2 separate regions of the Homo sapiens genome follow, and region 1 is linked to region 2. A link is a loop called in an ENCODE intact Hi-C map of the cell type or tissue named here. Cell type or tissue: endothelial cell of umbilical vein. All regions are shown on one strand. Each heading gives the region's core, and the rest is flanking DNA. Links, peaks and the distances in the headings are about the cores only.

Evidence for each region. Hi-C counts contacts between places; a loop is a spot of excess contacts. Peaks named below come from ENCODE experiments on the same cell type or tissue, not always from the same donor. Only the 100,000 strongest peaks of a DNase experiment are listed, where the experiment ranks them.
Region 1: it touches region 2 in a loop (14-fold over the local background); 11 of 110 quality-filtered maps call a loop at or near these places.

The regions. Positions count from the first base shown.
Region 1 is chr3:58,212,251-58,222,929 of GRCh38, forward strand. It overlaps LOC107986091 (a long non-coding RNA gene), which reads right to left and starts at 2,765. Exons shown (of 3, transcript XR_007095932.1): 1 at 2,674-2,765; 2 at 2,052-2,312; 3 at 759-1,946. RefSeq lists enhancers at 2,299-2,348, 2,539-2,598, 4,853-5,356, 5,195-5,374, 5,357-5,859 and 1 more. In endothelial cell of umbilical vein, for the core only: a CTCF peak has its summit at 5,134 (motif pointing left); DNase peaks (open chromatin) are centred at 5,131 and 5,421.
Region 2 is chr3:58,291,323-58,301,366 of GRCh38, forward strand. It overlaps ABHD6 (abhydrolase domain containing 6, acylglycerol lipase), which reads left to right. Exons shown (of 10, transcript NM_001320126.2): 10 at 2,267-3,412. The coding sequence ends at 2,443. Among named protein-coding and RNA genes, the nearest start is that of RPP14, 9.9 kb to the right of the region's middle. RefSeq lists an enhancer at 1-98. In endothelial cell of umbilical vein, for the core only: a CTCF peak has its summit at 8,965 (motif pointing left); a DNase peak (open chromatin) is centred at 8,949.

The sequences.
Region 1 (10,679 bases), core at 4,071-6,570, 83 kb before region 2:
CCAGGCGTGGTGGTGGGCGCCTATAATCCCAGCTACTTGGGAGGCTGAGGCAGGAGAATGGCTTGAACTTGGGAGGCAGAGGCTGCAGTGAGCCAAGATTGCACCACTGCACTCCAGCCTGGGCAACAGAGTGAGATTCCATCTCAATAAAATACAAAAACAAAAAAAAAGGAGCTCTAGGGAATGGTTAATTGTCTTTCTTGGTGAATGGGCATCTTCCAACCAGAAAAAAGATTTAGAATTAAAGTGTAGAAATGTTTAAGAGACTCAGAGCCATGGTATACTCTTTTTGTGTGTTTTAAGATGGAATATGCGGTATTTCATGGACTTAATGAGAGCTGCTGGGCCAACTATATAGAAAATCTTGTAACTCTCTTATAAAATGTGCACTTGGTAGGGTTTGATTCAGGTTCATGACTTTACGTTGAAACCTTTGTCTGAATACAGTTCTGGAACATTTATAAACACTTTAGGTTATCATCAATGTTTTGTTTGTTTACTTTATTAGAATTCAAATGATTTAGTATTTTTTAAAAGTAGCTTTTTTGTTAGTTCAGACAATTGAAGAACTTTTAAAAGAAAATAGGGCATATTAAATAAAGTATAAAATGTTTATAAATTGGCCACAAACCCCTTATAAGTAATTATTTAGGTTTGTTGGGTTTAGGATTGGCAGATTTAACAAATAAAAATATAGAACAGTAGGTAGATTTGAATTTGGGGTAGTTCGTATTCAATTGGGCAACTTTTATTTTATCTGGAAATTCTAGCTGGATTTATAAAAAGAATGAGAACTTTTGTAAGCTGAACTTAAAAGCATGGCATTTTCTTTTTTTTTTTCTTTTAACAAAGTTTTTATTTTTAATTTTTGCAGGTACATAGTAGGCATATATATTTATGGAGGCATGGCATTTTCTAAGATAGTAATCATTCCATCAAAGTCCTAGAAAAGTTCTTAGTTCCTAGCATTAAAAACGAGCTAATGTGTAGAATAAAGAAAGTCAAGTAATCTGCTTTTTTTTAATTTCCAGCTTTGACAATTTGACTATGAACTTGAAAAAATAAAGTAAACCTCTAAATAGTGGTTTCTGCATAGAAACTGCCCTTGAGGACTTAAAAAAGAGTCACATGAACAGATTAAGAGATGGACCCCATTCTCGAATTAGCACATCCATTGAATGAAATTGGACCTTTTAAAAAATGCCTGGATTCTGGAAGGAAAATTCTAACGGCCAAATTTAACTGAATCCAACTAGGTTCAGGTGCTGCATTAGGGCTTTCTGTGTTTCATCTCATCCCATACCTGCCAAGCCCTTCCTACGGCTACTTTATTTTAGAGATGAGCAAAGTGAGGCTTGTGCCCAAGGAAACAGAGCTAGCATGTGGCAAAGCTGAGATTCAATCTCAGAGTGCTGACTCCAGATTAATCTTCTCACCCACTGAACCAGGCATACCAAAACCTTAATATGGAACACTCCAGGGTGCAGGGAGGGATGCAGGGAGGAGATGAAAGGAGGACTTCCACTTTTTACTCTATATACTTGTATATTGTTTGATTTTTTTTTTTTTTTGCAAAAACATGTACTTCTTTAGTAATTACAGAAAAAGAAAAAAGTGCTAAAATCTTTTCATTCTTTTAAGCAGGTTAAACAATGCCCATGCAAACACGTTTTCTGTCTTTGTGTGCAACTTGGTCAAAGGAAGCTTTCCCCTACCTCCAAGAGTCATTGACCCCACCTCCAGAAGGTTCACTCCAACCCCTCCATGTAATACTGGAGGACCCAGGGAAGGCAGAAACCCTGTCTCATCCTTCAGTTGGCTTCTCTTGCTGGGAATTGGGAATTTTGAGGCACTTGCCTAACGCCTGCTGACAGCCCCGGGGTCTCCATCTTCGGGATGAAGTTTCCTGCTCCATATACTTGCAAACACCAGTCTCTAAGATGCACCTGGAAGAAAAGATAAATATGCATCATTCTTTCTTGGAGATTTAGAATGCACATTAGCATATTAAATGTTCTGAAAAGTCCTGTAATTATAAAAAGCCGCTTAACTGTGTTGAAACAGGGTGTCCAAAATTTATTGTCTGTGGAGTCCTTTTCTTCATAGAATTCCTTGGACTATCTTGAGCAACATCCACTCTTGGGAATACTGTCCTTGATTGTGCAGTGACAATCAGATCCCCTCAAAGTCTCAAGCTCTTGTCCTGGTCAGTAAGTCCCTGCTGAAGAGCTCCATGCATGTCACATGAGTGGGCTGAAACGAGGATCAGGAGTTCAGTCACATGGCCCCCATACAGCCATCCACTATGGGCCCTGATGGGACAAGAGTCAGTGGAGAGTGATATGTTGCGCAAAGGCTACCTTGGAATTTGAGAAAAGCAAGATATGGAGATTTCAGGAGGAGCAAAAGTGTCATAGGCTGAGTCACCCAAAAGCAGCAAGAAGAAACAAGAAGTCTGTGGGAAAGTCTCCACTCCTGGCAGAAGACAAGCCTCGTGACCCAAACAGGTGTTTCCAGTGACTGATGCTGGTCTTTGTCCAAAAATGAATGAGCATTAACAATAATTTTGTAACATATGCAAAATGCTCCATCGTCATGTTTCACAACCAGCTTAGAGTTTGCGGGGAGGAAGGTGCATTAGTTAAAGTTGTGTAACTATGACAAACCTCTCACCTTTGCAGGGTTGTTTCCAGATGATGACACACTCTGGGTTTCAGCCTCACACACTATCTTCCACACAGGGCTGTGCCTGGACCTCAAGAGTCACTTTCTGAAGGGCAGGCCTGCTCTGATTAAAATCTTTCCAGGGCTTTTATTGGTCAAAGAGCAAACTTCTTAATGTAGCCTCTACCTGCTCACATTTCCCAGGTCATAACACTCTACTCCCCTCTTCCTCCCCTACTGGTCTGCCCTTGCACTGCCTGGCTTTCGGTTCCCCCCTCAGGGCCTTGGCACAGCTGTTCTCTCCGCCTACAGGGCTCTTCCTTCCTCCAGCCTCAGGGCTCAGCTTAAATGTCACACCCTCAGAGAAGCCCTCCTGGCCTCCTGACCCCATCAGGGTCTTCCCTCGTCTTCTCTCTCATGGTGCCCAGGTTTTTCACATCATGGCATGCATTGTAACATCTTATTATCTCTGAGCTTGTGTGTTTCCTTGTCTAAAGTTGTCTCTCCACCAGGCTGCCACATAGGGGCAGGGGGCACCTCCGTGTGTCTGTGCTGCCTGGAACAGGATTGTCATGTAGCAGCAGATGCTCATAAATCATTGCTGAATGCGACGTATGATACTCTAATGGACTCCAGAGACCAAGTTCTTTTTTTTTTTTTTTTTTTTTTTTTGAGACAGGGTCTCGTTCTGTCACCCAGGCTGGAGTGCAGTGGCACAATTTCAGCTCACTGCAGCCTCAATCCCCCAGGCTCAAGTAATCTAATCTTCCTACCTCAGCTTCCCAAGTAGGTGGGACCACAGGTGCATGTCACCATGCCTGGCTAATTTTTGTGTTTTTTTTGTAGAGACAGGATTCCACCATGTTGCTCCGGCTGGTCTTGAATTCCAGGGCCCAGGCGATCCTCCTACCTTGGCCTCCCAAAGTGTTGGGATTACAGGTGTGAGCCACCACGTTTGACCTAGAGACGGGGTTCTTGATCACAGTGTGGGTGTGGTACCAAGGGAACTCAGCTTCCCTGGAAGCCACGGGAACCCCCAGCCATAGAGACAAAATGTAATAATAACAAAAACCACAACAGTATCTACCTTTCATGGAGCACTAAGTGCTAAGTGCTCATGTAACTTTCTGACTCGGGAGCATAGCATAGAGCAGGCTTCTCAGCCTTGGCACGATTGACATTTGGGGCCAGATAGTACTTTGTTGTGGGGACCATCCTGTGCATTATTGGACACTTAGCAGCATCCCCTGCCTCTACCCACTAGATGCCAATCACATCCCCCAGTTGTGACAACCAAAAATTTCGACAGATGTTGCCAAATATCTCCGGGGGCTTGGGGGTCATCTCACGTCGGGAATGCTGATGACGTTAAAGCATATACACTTTTACTTACTGGCTGTTCAGCCCTGGACAAATAACCAAACTTCTCTGTGCCCTTTTCCTCACCTTTAACATGGGGTAATAGTATCTCTTACATGGTAGGGCTGTGAAAATTTAGAGAGGTTATAACTAAAGGGCAGACTCAGCACGGTGCCTGGCCCTCAGGGGTACTCAGTTGGGGTGATACTCTGTTTTCAGAATAAACTGCAAAGGAGCAATTGCTATCCTCATTTTACAGATGAAGAAATTGAGACTCGGAGATAAAGAAGTTGGTCTCCAGTTGCTGGCTGTGAAGTGACATCAAAAGCAGGCATTTGACTGGGTGCAGTGGCTCACATCTGTAACCCGAGCACCCTGGGAGGCCGAGGCAGGAGCCCACGAGTTCGAGACCAGCCTGAGCAACATAGCGAGAACTTGTCTCTACTAAAGATAAAAAAGTTAGCCAGGCATGGTGGTGTATACCTCTGGCCCCAGCTACCCTGGAGGCTGAGGTGGGAGGTTGGGAGGATCACTTAAGCCCAGGATTTAGAGGCTGCAGTGAGTTATGATTGCACCACTGCATTCCAGTCTTCTAGGCTGGGTGACAGAGTAAAACTCTGCCTCAAAAAAAAAAAAAAAAAAAGCAGGTATTTACGTCCTCAGGATTAATTCCTTTTGTCAGTCCTTTCTTTATAGGTACAAAAGGGCCTAATTGCAAACTCTGAGCTGGTGGCGATACGACTAATGGATTAGATCTGTCAAGACAGGACTAGGGCAAGGCGAATGAGACACTAGCCTTAGGCACAAAATTTAAGGAGTTACCAAATAACTCAGTAATCAAGCTAAATAACATTCAATGCAATATTTTGAAAAATCAAAAATTAATGAAGAAAAATCCATGATGAACAAAGTAACAAAGTAAAGACACGATCTGCCCCTGAACTTGTACTTGACCCTGTCTCATTAACCTCACCCTAATCTTGCCCTTGGAATTTGCAGATTTGTGAAACCACACCCAGTGGGCACAGCTGGCGGCCAAAGCCTGTCGGTGCCTATTCAAAGGATGACATGGGCGAAAACATCGCCCTCTTCTGTCTGGCAATGAGCACTGCTCCTCTTCTGGGGAGCCAGGTTAATCTTTGCCCCTGAAGGCAGCATCTCAGTGCTAGAAGTCTTTTCCCAGACCACAGTGCTTTTCTCCTTGATCCCTTCATGAGACATGTGGGTAAAAAGGTTGCAGGCAGTTCAAACGATGCCATTGGAGACCCCGCCTCATCCCTTGCCACTGGCCGCTGCACTGCCCTGGATCCATAGCCTTTTTCAGTACCACCCATGCCAACGCGCCAGGACTTGTCACCACGTGGGTGGCAGATCTGAAGCAGCCTGTAACTATCAAGTTGGCCTTTCCAGGCTGACCACAAGGGTGCATGGTGAGGACACAGGACCGAGAGGCAAAGGGCTTCTCACAGCGCCTGACGTGGGAACCAGCAGGGAGCTGGCTGCTGGCCGAACTACCGTTTCTTATTCTTCCTTTAATGGTTTTTGTCACTTCCTAGCTTCCTCTTATTTATATATACTTTACTTTTTATTTTGAAATAATTTCAAATGTGCATAAAAGTTGCAGAAATAGCACAAAGAACTCTTAAATACCCTCAACCCACATTTACCAAGGAACGTTTTGCCACATTTGTTTTGTCACTACTTTTCAATATTTACATATTAATTTTTTTATAAGATGGAGTCTCTCTCTGTTGCCCAGGCTGGAGTGCAGTGACGTGATCTCGGCTCACTGCAATCTCCACCTCCTGGGTTCAAGCGATTCTCCTGCCTCAGCCTCCCAAGTAGCTGGGATTACAGGTGCACGCCACCATGTCTGGCTAATTTTTGTATTTTTAGAAGAGATGGGGTTTCACCATGCTGGCCAGGTTGACTCTGAGACACAGGAAGCCGATCATAATTTAACAGCTTTTTTTTTTTTTTTTTTGAGATGGAGTCTCACTCTGTCGCCCGGGCTGGAGTGCAGTGGTGTGATCTCAGCTGACTGCAACCTCCGCCTCCCAGGTTCAAGCAGTTCTCCTATCTCAGCCTCCTGAGTAGCTGGAATTACAGGCACACACCATCACGCCCAGATAATTTTTGTATTTTTAGTAGAGACAGGGTTTCGTTATGTTGGTCAGACTGGCCTTGAATTCCTGACCTCAGGTGATCCCCCTGTCTTGGCCTCCCAAAGTGCTGGGATTACAGGCATAAGCTACCGTGCCTGGCCTTAACAGCTCTTAATAACAGTAGCTAACATTTATTGAGAGCTTGCTATTTGACACTCCTTTCTGCATTTGATTTGGGGGTATTTTCCCTTTGGAACATACTGTGTAGTGTGCTTATGTTGGATTAAAATTGTAGCGATACAGGCATGCCTTATTTTATTGTGCTTTGCTTTGTTGCACTTTGCAAATATCGCATTTTTTACAAATAGAAGGTTTGTGGCAACCCTGCATCGAGCTAGTCTACTGGCATCATTTTCCAACAGCATGGGCTTACTTCACGTCCCTTTGTCATATTTTGGTAATTCTTGCAATATTTCAAACTTTTTCATTATCATTATGTCTTCTGTGGTGATTAGTGATCTTTGTTGTTACTATTGTAGTCATTTAGGAGGCACTGCGGAACCATGCCATATAAATAGATAAATGTGTGTTGTGATCACCAACCAGTCACTCCCCCATCTCTCTTCCTCTCCTCAGGCCTTCCTCTTCCTTGAAACATAACAATATTGAAATTAGGCCAATTAATAACCCTACAATGGCCTCTAAGTGTTTGAGTGAAAGAAAGAGTTGCACATCTCTCAGTTTAAATCAAAAGCTAGAAATGACTAAGCTTAGTAAGAAAGGCATTTAGAAAGCCAAGACAGGCCAAAATCTAGGCCTCTTGGGCCAAACAGCCAAGTTGTGAATGCAAAGGAAAAGTTCTTGAAGGAAATTGAAAGTGCTACTCCAATGAACACATGAATGATGAGAAAGAAGAACAGCCTATTGCTGATGTGGAGAAAGTTTGAATGGTCTGGATGGAAGATCAAACCAGCCACAACATTCCTTTAAGCCAAAGCCTATTCCAGAGCAAGATCCTCCCCAACTGTCTTCAATTCTGCAAAGGCTGAGGGAGGTGAGGAAGCTGCAGAAGGAAAGTTGGAATCAGCAGAGTTCGGTTCATGAGGTTTCAGGAAAGAAACCATCTCCATAACATAAAAGTGCAAAGTGAAGTAGCAAATGCTGATAGAGAAGCTGCAGCAAGATATGCAGAAGATCTAGCTAGGGTAGGTAACTGATAAAGGTGGCTGCTACATCAAACGACAGATATTCAGCGTAGACAAAACAGCTTTCTATTAGAAGAAGATGACATCTAGGACTTTTTTAGTTAGAGAGGAGAAGTCAATGCCTGGCTTCAAAGCTTCAAAGGACAGGCTGGCTCTCTTGTTAGGGGCGAGTGGAGCTGGTGACCTTAAGTTGAAGCCAGTGCTCACTGACCTTTCTGAAAATCCTAGGGTTCTTTTTTATTTTATTATTATTTTTGAGACAGAGTTTCACTCTGTCACCCAGGCTGGAGCGCAGTGGTGCGATCTTGGCTCACTGCAATCTCTGCCTTCCAGGTTCAAGTGATTCTCGTGCCTCAGCCTCCCAAGTAGCTGGGACTACAGGTGCACGCCATCACCCCTGGCTAATTTTTGTATTTTTAGTAGAGACGGGGTTTTACCATGTTGGCCAGGCCAGGATGGTCTCGAACCCCTGACCTCAAGTGATCCATCTGCCTTGGCCTCCCAAAGTGCTGAGATTACAGGCATGAGCCACTGCACCCTGCCCAATCCTAGGGTTTTTGAGAATTATGCTAAATCTACGCTGTCTGTGCTCTACAAATGGAACAAAGCCTGGATGACAGTACATCTCTTTACAGTGCAGTTTACTGAATATTTCAAGCCCACTCTTGAGACCTGCTGCTCAGAAAAAAGGATTCCTTTCAAAATATTACTGCTCACTGGTAATGCACCTGGTCACCCAAGAGCTCTGATGGAGAGGTTCAAGGAGATGAATGTTGTTTTCATGCCTGCTAATACAACATTCACTCTGTAGCCCACAGATCAAGAAATTATTTTGACTTTGAAGTCTTATTAAGAAGTACATTTTGTAAGGCTAAAGCTGCCTTAGACAGTGATTCCTCTGATGGATCTGAGCCATCAATTGAAACTCTTCTAGAGAGGATTCAGCATTTCTAGATGCCATTAAGAACATTTGTGATTCATGGGAGGAAGTAAAATATTTACATTAGTAGGAGTTTGGAAGGAGTTAATTCCAGCCTTCATGGATTACTTTGAGGGATTGAAGACTTCAGTGGGAAAAGTCACTACAGATGTGATGTAAATAGTAAAAGAACTAGAAGTGGAGTCTGAAGATGTGACTGAATTGCTGCAACCTCCTGATAAAACTTGAACAGATAAGGAGTTGCTTCTTGCAGATGAGCAAAGACAGTGGTTTCTTTAGATGAAATCTACTCCTGGTAAAGATGCTGTAACATTTTTGAAATGACAACAAAGGATTTAGAATATCACATAAACTTAGTTGATAATGCAGGGTTGGAGAGGATTGACTCCAATTTCAAAAGAAGTTCTACTGTGGGCAAGATGCCATCAAACAGCATCACGTGCTGTAGAGAAATCTTTTGTGAAAGAGTCAATCGATGTGGCAAATTTCGTTGTTGTCTTCTTTGAAGAAACTGCCACTGCCACTCCAACTACCACTCTGATCCATCAGCAACCATCAATGTCGAGGCAAGCCCCCTCCATCAGCAAAAAGATTATGACTCGTTGAAGCCTGAGACGATCATTAGCATTTTTTAGCAATAAAGTATTTTTAATCAAGATAGGTACATTGTATTTTAGACATAATGCTCTTGCACACTTAATAAACTACAGTATAGTGTAGACATAACTTTTTTTCTTTAATATAGTCTTGCTCTGTTGCCCAGGCTGGAGTGCAGTGGCATGCTCATAGCTCACTGCAGCCTTCACTCCCTGGGCTCAAGCGAGCCTCCCGCCTCAGCCTCTCTAGTAGCAGGGAGTACAAGCATGCATCACCATGCCTGACTAATTTTTGTATTTTTTGTAGAGGCAGTGTTTTGCCATGTTGCCTAGGCTGGTCTCAAACTCCTGGGCTCAAGCGATCCTCCCTCCTTGGCCTCCCAAAGGTGTGAGCCACTGTGTCTAGCCAACATAACTTTTATATGCACTCAGAAACCAAAAACCTTGTGATACTCACTTTATTGCAGTGGTATGGAGCTGAGGCTGCAATATCTCCAAGGTGTGTCTGTAACAGTGGCTGTGGGTTCTGACCTGTGGTAGACCCATATTACACATCTTTACATGGACTCGGTCCTTTAAACCTCACAACTACCTGACTACTATTATTCTCTTCATTTTACTGATGAGGAAACTGAGCTTCAGAGAGGGCAAGTCACCTCTCCAGGTCTCACATCACATCTGGTAAGAGGCGTGGCCAGGACTGTTTGACACCAGAGTGTGACCACCTGGTCAGTCTCCTATAGCATTTCTTCTCTGGCACATAACAGTGACAAGGCCCTGCCACTATTCCAGCTCAGAACACTGAGAACAATCCATGTCCCTGACCCCAGATTCCCAGCAAATGGAAATGCTTTCTCTCCATATTCTGAAAGCTTCTGTGTGTCCCATACATACATAAGGAGCCTGAGGGCTTGGGGGACACCCTGGCTGTGAGCAGAGGGCCCCAGAAAATCATCTGTTGTTCTTTGGGAGAAGGCTTCCCTCCTGAATCATCATGCATTAGGCATGATCTATAAATTTATCTATAAATCTATCTAAAACCACACCAGTTCTAAAGACAAGGTTTGCAGTGCAGGTAGGAGCACGTGTAAATCCTTAACTACACAGTGACTCATGAATGATTTTCCAGGCAGGAATTGTTGGGAGCCAAAAAGGCCAAAGGGATTGTGACCAGCTCAGCATTCCACTGGACGCTATATGATCAAACAGCAAACTGTTTATCATGAATGCAGGATGTGAGCAAACTCACACTGCACCTGCCACTGAAAGGTTTGCTGAGGGCCAACACTCCCTGGGGGCCGGGCTCCTTGAAGTTATCTACTGAAAAATCTAGCACCTATCATACAAAGGATGCAGTCTTGCAAGCCTGCTGTGAACCAAATGGCCGACTGACAATTACCCAACAACCACCACCCCCTTTTCTCGTTATCTCTTTTACCAATAAATACGGAAGGCTGTGTAAAGCTCAGGGCCCTTGTCTACTAGAGGCAAGGTGTCCCTGACCCCTTCTTCCAAATATACTCTTATGTCTTTGTCTTTTATTTCCGCATTCCCCCTCTTTGTTCAGTCCACCAGGTCCGTGCAGGCTACAAGGAATCCCATTCCCAGGAAGGGATCTCCCCCTCCAGGGGCAGAGCCTACTCCAATTTCATTCCAGAACCAGATTTAGATGCAGGCCAAGGTCATTCCTATCATAAGACCTTAAAAAATCAGCCCTGGGCCAGGCGTGGTGGCTCACTCCTGTAATCCCAGCACTTTGGGAAGCCAAGGCAGGTGGATCACTTGAGATCAGGAGTTCGAGACCAGCCTG
Region 2 (10,044 bases), core at 7,512-10,011:
CAGCAGTACAGTCCAGCTTCGGCTCGGCATCAGAGGGAGACCCTGGAAAGAGAGGGAGAGGGAGACCGTGGGGAGAGGGAGAGGGAGAGGGAGAGGGAGAGCAATTTTTTATTTTTTGTAGAGATGAGGTCTTACTATGTTGGCCAGGCTGGTCTCGAACTCCTGGGTTCAAGAGATCTTCCCACCTCGGCCTCCCAGAGTGCTGATATTATAGGTGTGAGCCACCACACCCAGCCCAGGAAAAGTTTTTGACCATTTATATGAATATTCTATCTAGGAAATCGCTGAAATGGTTCCCACAGATGTGCATATCTCATCAGGGGGTCGTTCAGTAGTTGCACATACCTCTGGGTGGCCATGGAGAATGATGGATTTGTAACGCTAACCAGCAAACAGTGCCAAAGCCAGCAGCTCATATGGGTATTTTTGCCTGTGAGTTGTGGTTTCTGATATCTCTCCAGGATAGACACTCAGTTTTGCCTGGGCATGATGGTGCGTACCTGTCATCCCAGCTACCTGGGGGGCACTGAGGTGGGAGGATCACTTGAGCCCGGGAGGTCAAGGCTGCAGTGAGCCATGATCGTGCCACTGCACTCCAGCCTGTGCAACAGAGCGAGACCCTGTCTCAAAAAAACAAAAAAAGACACTCAGTTGGGAGTTTCCACTTTTTCATGCTGTTTTCACCTATTGACTGCATCTGCGTTTCTTCTGAGTGTTTCCACAGTAGCTGGGTGTTATTCCTGCTCAGTGGGTTGCCGTGGCAGCCTTAGCTGTGAGTGAGTGACAAGGCAGAGGTTTCCATTTCCTTGGCTGGAATTAGCTGTTAAGCTCCCCATTAGCTGTTCCTTTTCCTGGTCCAGGGATGCCCTGCAGGACTCTTTTCCTTGACTGAGGCATCGTCTTACCTTAACTCCCCAGTGGGCAGAAAATCTTGGTTTTAATAATTTGAGTTGGTGAGAATAGAGCAAAGACACAGAAGGTGCTTGAGTTTGTTGGGGCTTTTGCTTTTGCCGTTAAGGATGGGGAGGAGGGGCCCTCTTGTCTAGGATGAATTGAAGGTAAAGGCAGCTAAGAGAAGGGGAGTGAATGCGGATCCACTTCTGAGGGAGGATGTTGGGGAAAAAGATGGAGGTGGATTGGCATAGTAGCTGGGAACCCAGAGGAAAAGGAGAGGAAATGAGTTGTTTGAAAAGGATCAGCCCTGGAAAAGTTCTGGCTTTCATGTTGGAAAAGCATTCCCCATATCTGCAGAGGTTAGAGCCAAGAAACACACAGCTCTGGGGATCCCCAGAGGACCTTCAAAGAGACCTCCAGCTGGGTGCGGTGGCTCAGGCCTGTAATCCTAGCACTTTGGGAGGCTGAGGCAGGTGGATCACCTGAGGTCAGGAGTTCGAGACCAGCCTGGCCAACGTGGTGAAACCCCATCTCTACTAGAAATACAAAAATTAGCTGGGCATGGTGGCGGGCACCTATAATCCCAGCTACTGGGGAGGCTGAGGCAGAAGATCACTTGAACCTGGGAGGCGGAGGTTGCAGTGAGTTGAGATCACGCCACTTCATTCCAGCCTGGGCGAAAGAGTGAAACTCCTTTTCAACAAATAAAGAGATACCCCCAGCTTGTGATAATTAGCCTTCCCCTCTTGCATCCTTCCTACAGCTTGGGCTGCCCTAACCAGCCACAGGGCCAGCCTGATCAAGTCACTCACCTTAACACAGCCTGTGGTTCCCCATGGTCCGTGTGGCTGTAGGAGCAGCGCCCTCCTCTCTGCCCCTTCTCCCCACCATGCCACCCCCACTGCCCATGTGCTTGGTGTCTCAGCCGCCGTGCTCCTTGGTGGCCCCTGCACTCGCCATGATCTCCCACCCTGTGCCATTCCCACATCCGTGAATGCTCCTCCCCTGTCCCCTTTCTGCTCTCCCGGGACTCAGGAACGAGGTCTTCCCTCGACCCTGCTCATCCCCTGTGCTCTCTGACTTCCCCACCATACCATAACCTCCTCAAGGGCAAGGAACGTTTGTTTTCTACCTCAGTATTGCTGACATCAGCCCAACTCCTGGCACAGAGTTGCAGAATAAAACAGGAGGCATCATGGTTACTTCCATTCAGACAGCCACAAGCCCCAACACCAAAGGGACTTGGTCCTAAAATTCACATCCTCCTGCCCCACTGACCCCTGCCAGGCCTTGGTGGAAGTTCTGTCCACAGAGTGCACACGTGGGTGTCTGAATCTTTGTGTATCATCCAGCTCCCTTTCTTGCCCAGCAGGTGCTGGATGTGTCTGGGGCAGACATGTTGGCCAAGTCAATTGCCAACTGCCAGGTGGAGCTTCTGGAAAACTGTGGGCACTCAGTAGTGATGGAAAGACCCAGGAAGACAGCCAAGCTCATAATCGACTTTTTAGCTTCTGTGCACAACACAGACAACAACAAGAAGCTGGACTGAGGCCCCGACTGCAGCCTGCATTCTGCACACAGCATCTGCTCCCATCCCCCAAGTCTGACGCAGCCACCACTCTCAGGGATCCTGCCCCAAATGCGGTCGGAGCGCCAGTGACCCTGAGGAAGCCCGTCCCTTATCCCTGGTATCCACGGTTCCCCAGAGCTTTGGGGACCACGCGAAAACCTCCAAGATATTTTTCACAAAATAGAAACTCATATGGAACAAAATAAGAAACCCCAGCCATGAAATCTACCATGAAGTCTTCAAGTTCATGTCACTGAGAAGCTTGTGCAAAGCAGCCACCTTGGACCATAATTAAATCAAGGACATTTTCTTTGAGACATTCCTTATAGTTGGAGACTCAAGATATTTTTGTTGCATCAGGTGTATTCCCTTGCATGGGCAGTGGCTTTTATAGGAGCATTAGTCCTCATTCGCTGAACCCTGTTGTTTAGGTCTAATTTAAGTTTTACATAGAGACCCATGTATGACTGCAGCCCATTGGCTGCAAGACCAGGGAGGAAAGTGGCAAGCTGTAGAAAATGTTTACACGCATGGAGGGGCATTGCTCTAGCCCTCAGAGCGTCCGGAGCAGCAGGGTACATGGGTGGGAGGTTCATTCAGCACCCACCAGTCAGGTATGTTCTGAGTGAACCCACAGCAGTCGCAGAATGAGCACCTGGCAGGGTGGGTTTCCTAGGAATAATTTATTATTTTTAAAAATAGGCCTAATAAAGCAATAATGTTCTAGACATCTGTCTAAGTAATCAGACTCAGGTTCCACACACAAGCAACAACTCGTGGGCCTCTTTTCTATTTCAATGTGCTACTAAGAACCCTTGGATGTAACATACTAGTTAGTTAATGAATTCTGTGAATTCTGTGAAGAGTAATGTGATTGAAAATAAGTCTAAACAGCTGTAAAAGTGACCACAATGACATGAAATAAATTTAATAAGTCTAGATCAGCAACATGCAGGTGGTTTCTATTTCTGAACTCCTAATTAGGTGCAATGTTGGCAGATTTTCTGTTAACTTTAAAATGTGTTTTTTAAAATAAGGCTTGTTTAACAGGCTTTGGAAGTCTTTGCATGGATGATTTATTAGGTTTAAGGAATCATGTTTGCAATTTTTATCCAGTTGAAATTGTATATCAAAGGCCAGGTGCAGTGGCTCATGCCTGTAATCCCAGCACTTGAGAAGGCCGAGGTGGGTCGATTGCTTGAGGCCAGGAGTTCAAGACCAACCTGGCCAACATGGCAAAATCTTATCTCTACTAAAAATGCAAAAATTATCTGGGCGTGGTGGGACACACCTGTAATCCCAGCTACCTGGGAGCCTGAGGCATGAGAATCGCTTGAACCCGGGAGGCGGAGGTTACAGTGAGCCGAGATTGTGCCATTGCACTCCAGCCTGGGCAATAAGCGCAAAAATCCATCTCAAAATAATATAATAATAATTCACTGGAAATTGTATATCAAAAAAGGCAAGAGTCATCAAAATATTCTTTTTGACTCTTTCTGTAGGATTTAGGAGCCCTAAACTCCCCAGGAGCTTCACTCTTTCCAATTTTTTTTTTACAGAAAATCTACAGCCAAGTCATTCTGGGAATAAAGTGAGATAAACTTTACAGTTTAAATCTGAATTCAGGACTGTGTTTGAATATTTCAGTTTACCAGAGAAGAATGGAACTTAGAGCTTAAAAACAAGAAGAAGATATGAAAATATGACATCAAGCTGGGCTGCAGCTAAAGCAGTGCCTCAGAGGGAAATTCATAGGCTTCAATACGTATATTAGAAGGGAAGAGGCTAGGTGGAGTAGCTCACACCTGTAGTTTCAACACCTTGGGAGGCCAAGGCGGGAGGACTGCTTGAGCCCAGGAGTTTGAGACCAGCCTGGGCAACATGGCAAGACCCCATCTCTTATATAAAAAGAAAAAAGGAAAGAAAAATCAATAAATTAAGCTTCTAGCTCAAGAAATGAGAAAATAAATAGTATCAAAGCCAGAGCAAATTAGAGGGAAGAAACACAGACAAAAACAAAAATCAATGAAGTAGAAAAGAAAGTAGATATTAGACATTTTATTTGTTCCAATTTCCTATATTCACCAAGAATTCTGAGCATAGTGGGAGAGGGGTTCAGTGTTGGTGGGCCTAGGTGATGAGAGATGGTTTCCTCAGGATCAATGAGGAAGCCCCAGACCTGGGATAAGTACCTCAGATCAGAAACCGTACAGGATACAGGAACTCTTATGCTCTGGGTTGAATACCAGCTAAAGATGACATCAAAAGCAGTCCCTGAACTGTGCCCACCATGGGGTCATTCAGGCGGGGTGTGTGCCATCCATCCGAACCCAGGACAGTAGGCAGGTTCTGCATCTGGACACAGCTTCCATCTCCTCTGCTGTCACCAGAAAGCACTGACTACAAGTTGTGAGCAGAGAGTATGAAAGAGTCATTTTGAACTATAAGGTGGGTTTTCAGGTTCTCGCTTGGTGCTGCAATTCTGGGTGCACTCGGAAGACCCTTGTGCCTCACTTCCTGCCTCTGTGACTATAGCGAGCCTGCTGGTTACTGCCAGCTCTGAGTCCCCCTTGCCACACACCCCCTGGGCTCTATGGTGTGTGCCTTTGATGACAGTCGGGAAGAAGAAAGTACTCATTCATCACAGCACCCCCTGAAAGACTGCCAGGAACTTCTGAAATAACAATGGATAGCCCCAGGAATCACAGCTGCAGCTGGTCTCTCGATCTCACTGCCTGGAGTTGGGGCCTTCAGGGCCGCTGTGGGCAGACCCTCCTGGTCAGGTGTTGAAGAAGGACAAGCAGTGGTGAGAACTCAGTTTGCAGTCAGTCTGGGCTCCTTGTCCTGGACAGAGGTAACACTAGGAGTGAGTGATGTAACAAATGCATCAAACTGATGAGACTGCCTGTGTAAGCCTGTATCTTCCATTTGAGCCCCAGTGAGTATTCTTGTTGCTTTGCCCAGAGGAAATTCTCAGAACGTATGTTAGGCCAGGCTGGAGGACTAAACTATGTGCCAGGGGCTATTCTAAGTGTTTTCACGCAGCCCTGTACATATGACACTGTGCCAGTTTTTCAGCAGAGGTACCGAGGCATGGAGTGGTATTTTGTCCAAGGTCACACAGCTTATGAGGAGAGGGAAGCCTCTCGGTATATAACTAAAGGTAATGGTAACACGTGAAAACAATGCTTTTACCTGTTCAGGCAGGAGCTGTCCCACATACCTTACCAATCCACCTGGGGCTCCATTGGCTCACCCAGACCAGGCCAGTGTGTGGCAGCTTCAGCCGTAGATTGCTGGGGCCACCCTTCCTGGCTTGAGCCCCCATTGAAGAAGGTCACCCGGTTGTTCATTCATCATAGTTAAGGACTTCCAACTGCCCAGCCTCCTGCTGGACAGGAAACAGAACCCACCTGAATTCCGACATCATTCTGCTAAGGACATATCCAGGGACAGCTTGCCCTCTCCACTCCAGCCTCTTTAACAACCAGGACTGGTGTGTCATCTACTTTGGAAGGGCTCGTTCACCTTGCTGATATCCTCTCCCTGCCCCCATACTCTGGATATGAGTGTTGTTTGTTCCCAACAATATTCTCCTTTGGGAGAAGTCTCGGCTCAGTCTCATTGCCTCTCTGGGGTCTGGCATGGAAAGCAGTCAAGAGATGTGGCCTGGCCAGGTGCAGTGGCTCACGCCTGTAATCCCAGAATTTTGGGAGGCTGAGGCGGCTGGATCACCTGCAGTCAGGAGTTTAAGACCAGTCTGGCCAACATGGCAAAACCCCTTCTTTACTAAAAATACAAAAAGTTTGCCAGGCATGTTGGTGCACACCTGTAGTCCCAACTACTCAGGAGGCTGAGGCACAAGAATTGCTTGAACCCGGGAGGTGGAGGTTGCAGTGAGCCAAGATTGCGCCACTGCACTCCAGCCTGGGCAGCACAGCAAGACTCTGTCTCAAAAAAAAAAAAAAAAAAAAAAGAAAAACAAATGTGACTGCTCCTAGCTGCTGCTTCAGAAGCCAGCCCTGAAGCTCTGCTGGGGTCTGCCCAGGCATCTTTTAAAGGGATTGCTTACTGGCCAGGGGCTATACCTGCCTTCAAACACATTTTGGGTCTAATATTTATAATAAATGCTGAATGTAGGCCCCCTTATTTACTTTCCAAGCCCTGGATATTGTTCTTAGGACCATGGGTTGCTTAGGTAACTACCACCGTTCTAAAATGGTGGCTGCAGATTTTAACACGTGCAGGCCCCAGCCTTCTGCTTTGGAGGAGCCATCACCTTTCAGCTCTTCCAGCATCACCCTTCAACCACAGACTGGACCTTCTCATCAGCCTTTTCTCCCTCCCCAACCCCAAACTGGGTGCTGTTCTTGCAATTTCTCCATTTCCTGAAAGGAGACAAAAAAGTAGAGGGTTTTTTTTAGAGGGACGGGGCTGGTCACAGATAGGGCAGTGGAGATATCCTCAAATTACCTGCCAGGTGACAGTCCTGGGGCTGGCTCTTCTGGTGTCCCCAGCTGCCGCAGGGCTCTGGGGCCCAGTATTTGCTCCCTGGGGCTGGTACCAACCAGGGTGTGGACTTGGGGTTGCCTGTGCTGGCAGTGGGAGGAGAGTCTTGTGACCATCATCAGCCTAGTCTGGCAGAGGGACAGAGGGAGAGGACAGGTGACTGCTCGGGTCTCCTTTCAGCAACAGGACAGTCCCTCTCTCTTGGCTCCTGGAGGAACCTTCCCTTCATTGGTTTCTGGATCTTAGGGTCTTTAAATCCTCAAGGCAATGAACAGGCATCTGAGGCCATACCAGGAGCTGCAGCAGGGGGTGGAAGAAGGAAGAGTTCGTAGGGGCAGTAAGGGGGTAACAATTCCAATGACCAAAGGCCAAAGCTGGCTGGGTCGGGGGCAGGTGACTTCCTGAAGGACAACTGGAAAGGTGGCTGCCAAGACAACCCCTCCCCAAAGCTCTCAGGCCAGACGTGATTTGAATTCAGAAGCGTTTCGACCTGGAAAGGTATCACAGTGTGTATACCATGTATCATGTGATGCCCTCTGCAGGGTCTGGGGCCACCACACATGGTCAAATAAATGCATTTGTATTTCTGCCATGCAATGTATGTGTAGCCACAGTAAGTGGGACAAAAGCTGTAAGCCTCACCTTAGTTCAGATTAAGCATTGGCGCTGGATGAAGATACTTGGTTTCCAGTTGTTTTTTTTTTTTAGGATTTCAGATAAGGGATGGGAGCCTGCTTTCTAGGTCCGGCTCTCCTGCCTTGGGGGTGGGCTGAGGAGGCATTTTTTTCTTCCAGCATGGAAGGCGCAGCATATAGATAGGTCCATAGATCCCTCTTGTGCCTAACTATGTAAGTAGCAGGTCCTGATTTTTATTTAATAATTATTAGTGTTACCAAAATGATGCTCTGTCACTTTAAAAGAAATCAAACAAAAAGATTGCTTAAAAAAGGAGAGTCTCCTACACCCTCTGCACAGCCCCACCCTTCCCCCATCAGTCAGTCCATTGGGGTTTCTGTGCATTTGCACACATACATACGGGTAAGCAGTGTAAAACTGGTTGGCTTTGTGGATTTTTTTTTTATAACACAATTGGGGCTATGCTAGACATTACTGTTGCCCACTCCTCCTGCTCTTTTCCCTGGAGCTCTTCTAGGTCCAAACCCACAGAGCCCTCAGGTTCCTATAACAGGGATGCAGAGTCCTCCAGAGAAAACGGGGTACAAATCTCTTTGTAAGGACCTCTTTGAACCCCCAGGAGAAGGTCTCTGAATTTGAAGAAAGGATTTAAGGCCCCTCCAGAAACGGGCTGCTTTATTACAGGGTCGTTATCCCCTCCCCAAAATCTCCCTTCCTGGGGCCCTGGAGCCATTTTTTTAGGAGGGAGATTTCTAAGATCACTTCCAAGGAAAGTTTCCTCCGTCATTTAAATACAGTTCAGAAATGCTGGGTGAGACAAAGTTAAACAGCATGGCTCCAGCTATAACCCCCAGACAAGCAGGGGAATGACTGAAGGAGAAAAGATGTCCTCCAGTAGCTGCTGGCAGAGGGGTGGGTGCTGGGGCAGGGGACCAGGCTGTCTTGCTGTTCCCTGGGTGATGGGGGTGGTTTTGATGGTCTAGGAAAGGGCTTTTAGTCTTTTTTACCATTGTCTGGTGCACTGCCCCCAGAGTTCCTGCCCGAAACGGGTGTGCTTATGTCCTTCCCAGGTCCCCTTTACTGACTGCTGCATCCACCCCCCACCTGCTGGGTTGGCTGCCCAGTTGAGCCACCCTCAGATGACTGGAGGTGCCTGCGAAGCTATACCTTTTCTCCTCTTATGTCCAAGTGTTGCCAGATAAAATACAGGATGCCCAGTTAAATGTTAATTTCAGATAAACAACAAATACATTTTTAGTATAAAGATGTCCCACTCATTGTTTATCTGAAACTCAAATTTAACTGGGAATTCTGTATTTTTGCTTGTTTTTGCAGAGAAAAAACAAACAAGATAGGTGTGGTCCACAGCTCCCTCTTGTGCCTAACTACGTAAGTAGCAGGTCCTGATTTTTTATTTAATAATTATTAGTGTTACCAAAATGATGCTGTCACTTTAAAAGAAATCAAACAGCCGGGCACGGTGGCTCACACCTGATCCCAGCACTTTGGGAGGCCGAGGCAGGCAGATCATCTGAGGTCGGGAGTTAAAGACCAGCCTGACCAACATGGAGAAACCCTGTCTCTACTAAAAATGCAAAATTAGGCCAGGCGCAGTGGCTCACTCCTGTAATCCCAGCACTTTGGGAGGCCGAGGCAGGCAGGTCATCTGAGGTTGGGAGTTAAAGACCAGCCTGACCAACATGGAGAAACCCTGTCTCTACTAAAAATGCAAAATTAGCCAGGCGTGGTGGCGCATGCCTGTAATCCCAGCTACTCTGGAGGCTGAGGCAGGAGAATTGCTTGAACCCAGGAGGTGGAGGTGGAGGTGAGCAGAGATCGGGCCATTGCACTCCAGTCTGGGCAACAAGAGCGAAACTCCGACTCAAACAAAACAAAACAAAACGAAAAACAAAAAACAAATTAGCCCCGTGTGATGGTGCATGCCTGTAATCCCAGTTACTTGGGAGGCTGAGGCAGGAGAATAGCTTGAACCTGGGAGACAGAAGTTGCAGTGAGCTGAGATTGTGCCATTGCACTCCAGCCTGGGCAACAAGAACAAAACTCTGTCTCAAAAAAAAAAATCAAACAAAAAGATTGCTGAAAAAATGAAAGTCTCTTACACCCTCTGCACAGCCCCACCCTTCCCCCATCAGTCAGTCCACTGGGATTTCTGTGCATTTGCACACATACATACGGGTAAGAACTCCTGGGTTCAAGCAATCCTCCTGCCTCAGCCTCCAAAAGCACTGTGATTACAGACATGAGCCGCCGTGCCTGGCCTATCCTATATTTTTATTTGCTAAATCTGGCAACCCTATAGGTAGCAGCCAATGACACCTATAGAAGGCTTGGCCCCCTTGCCTCAAAGCCTAGAAGCTTCCTTAGTATCATTTATGCTCCAGGACTCCCCATGGGATCCAGCTGAGGCTAGACTC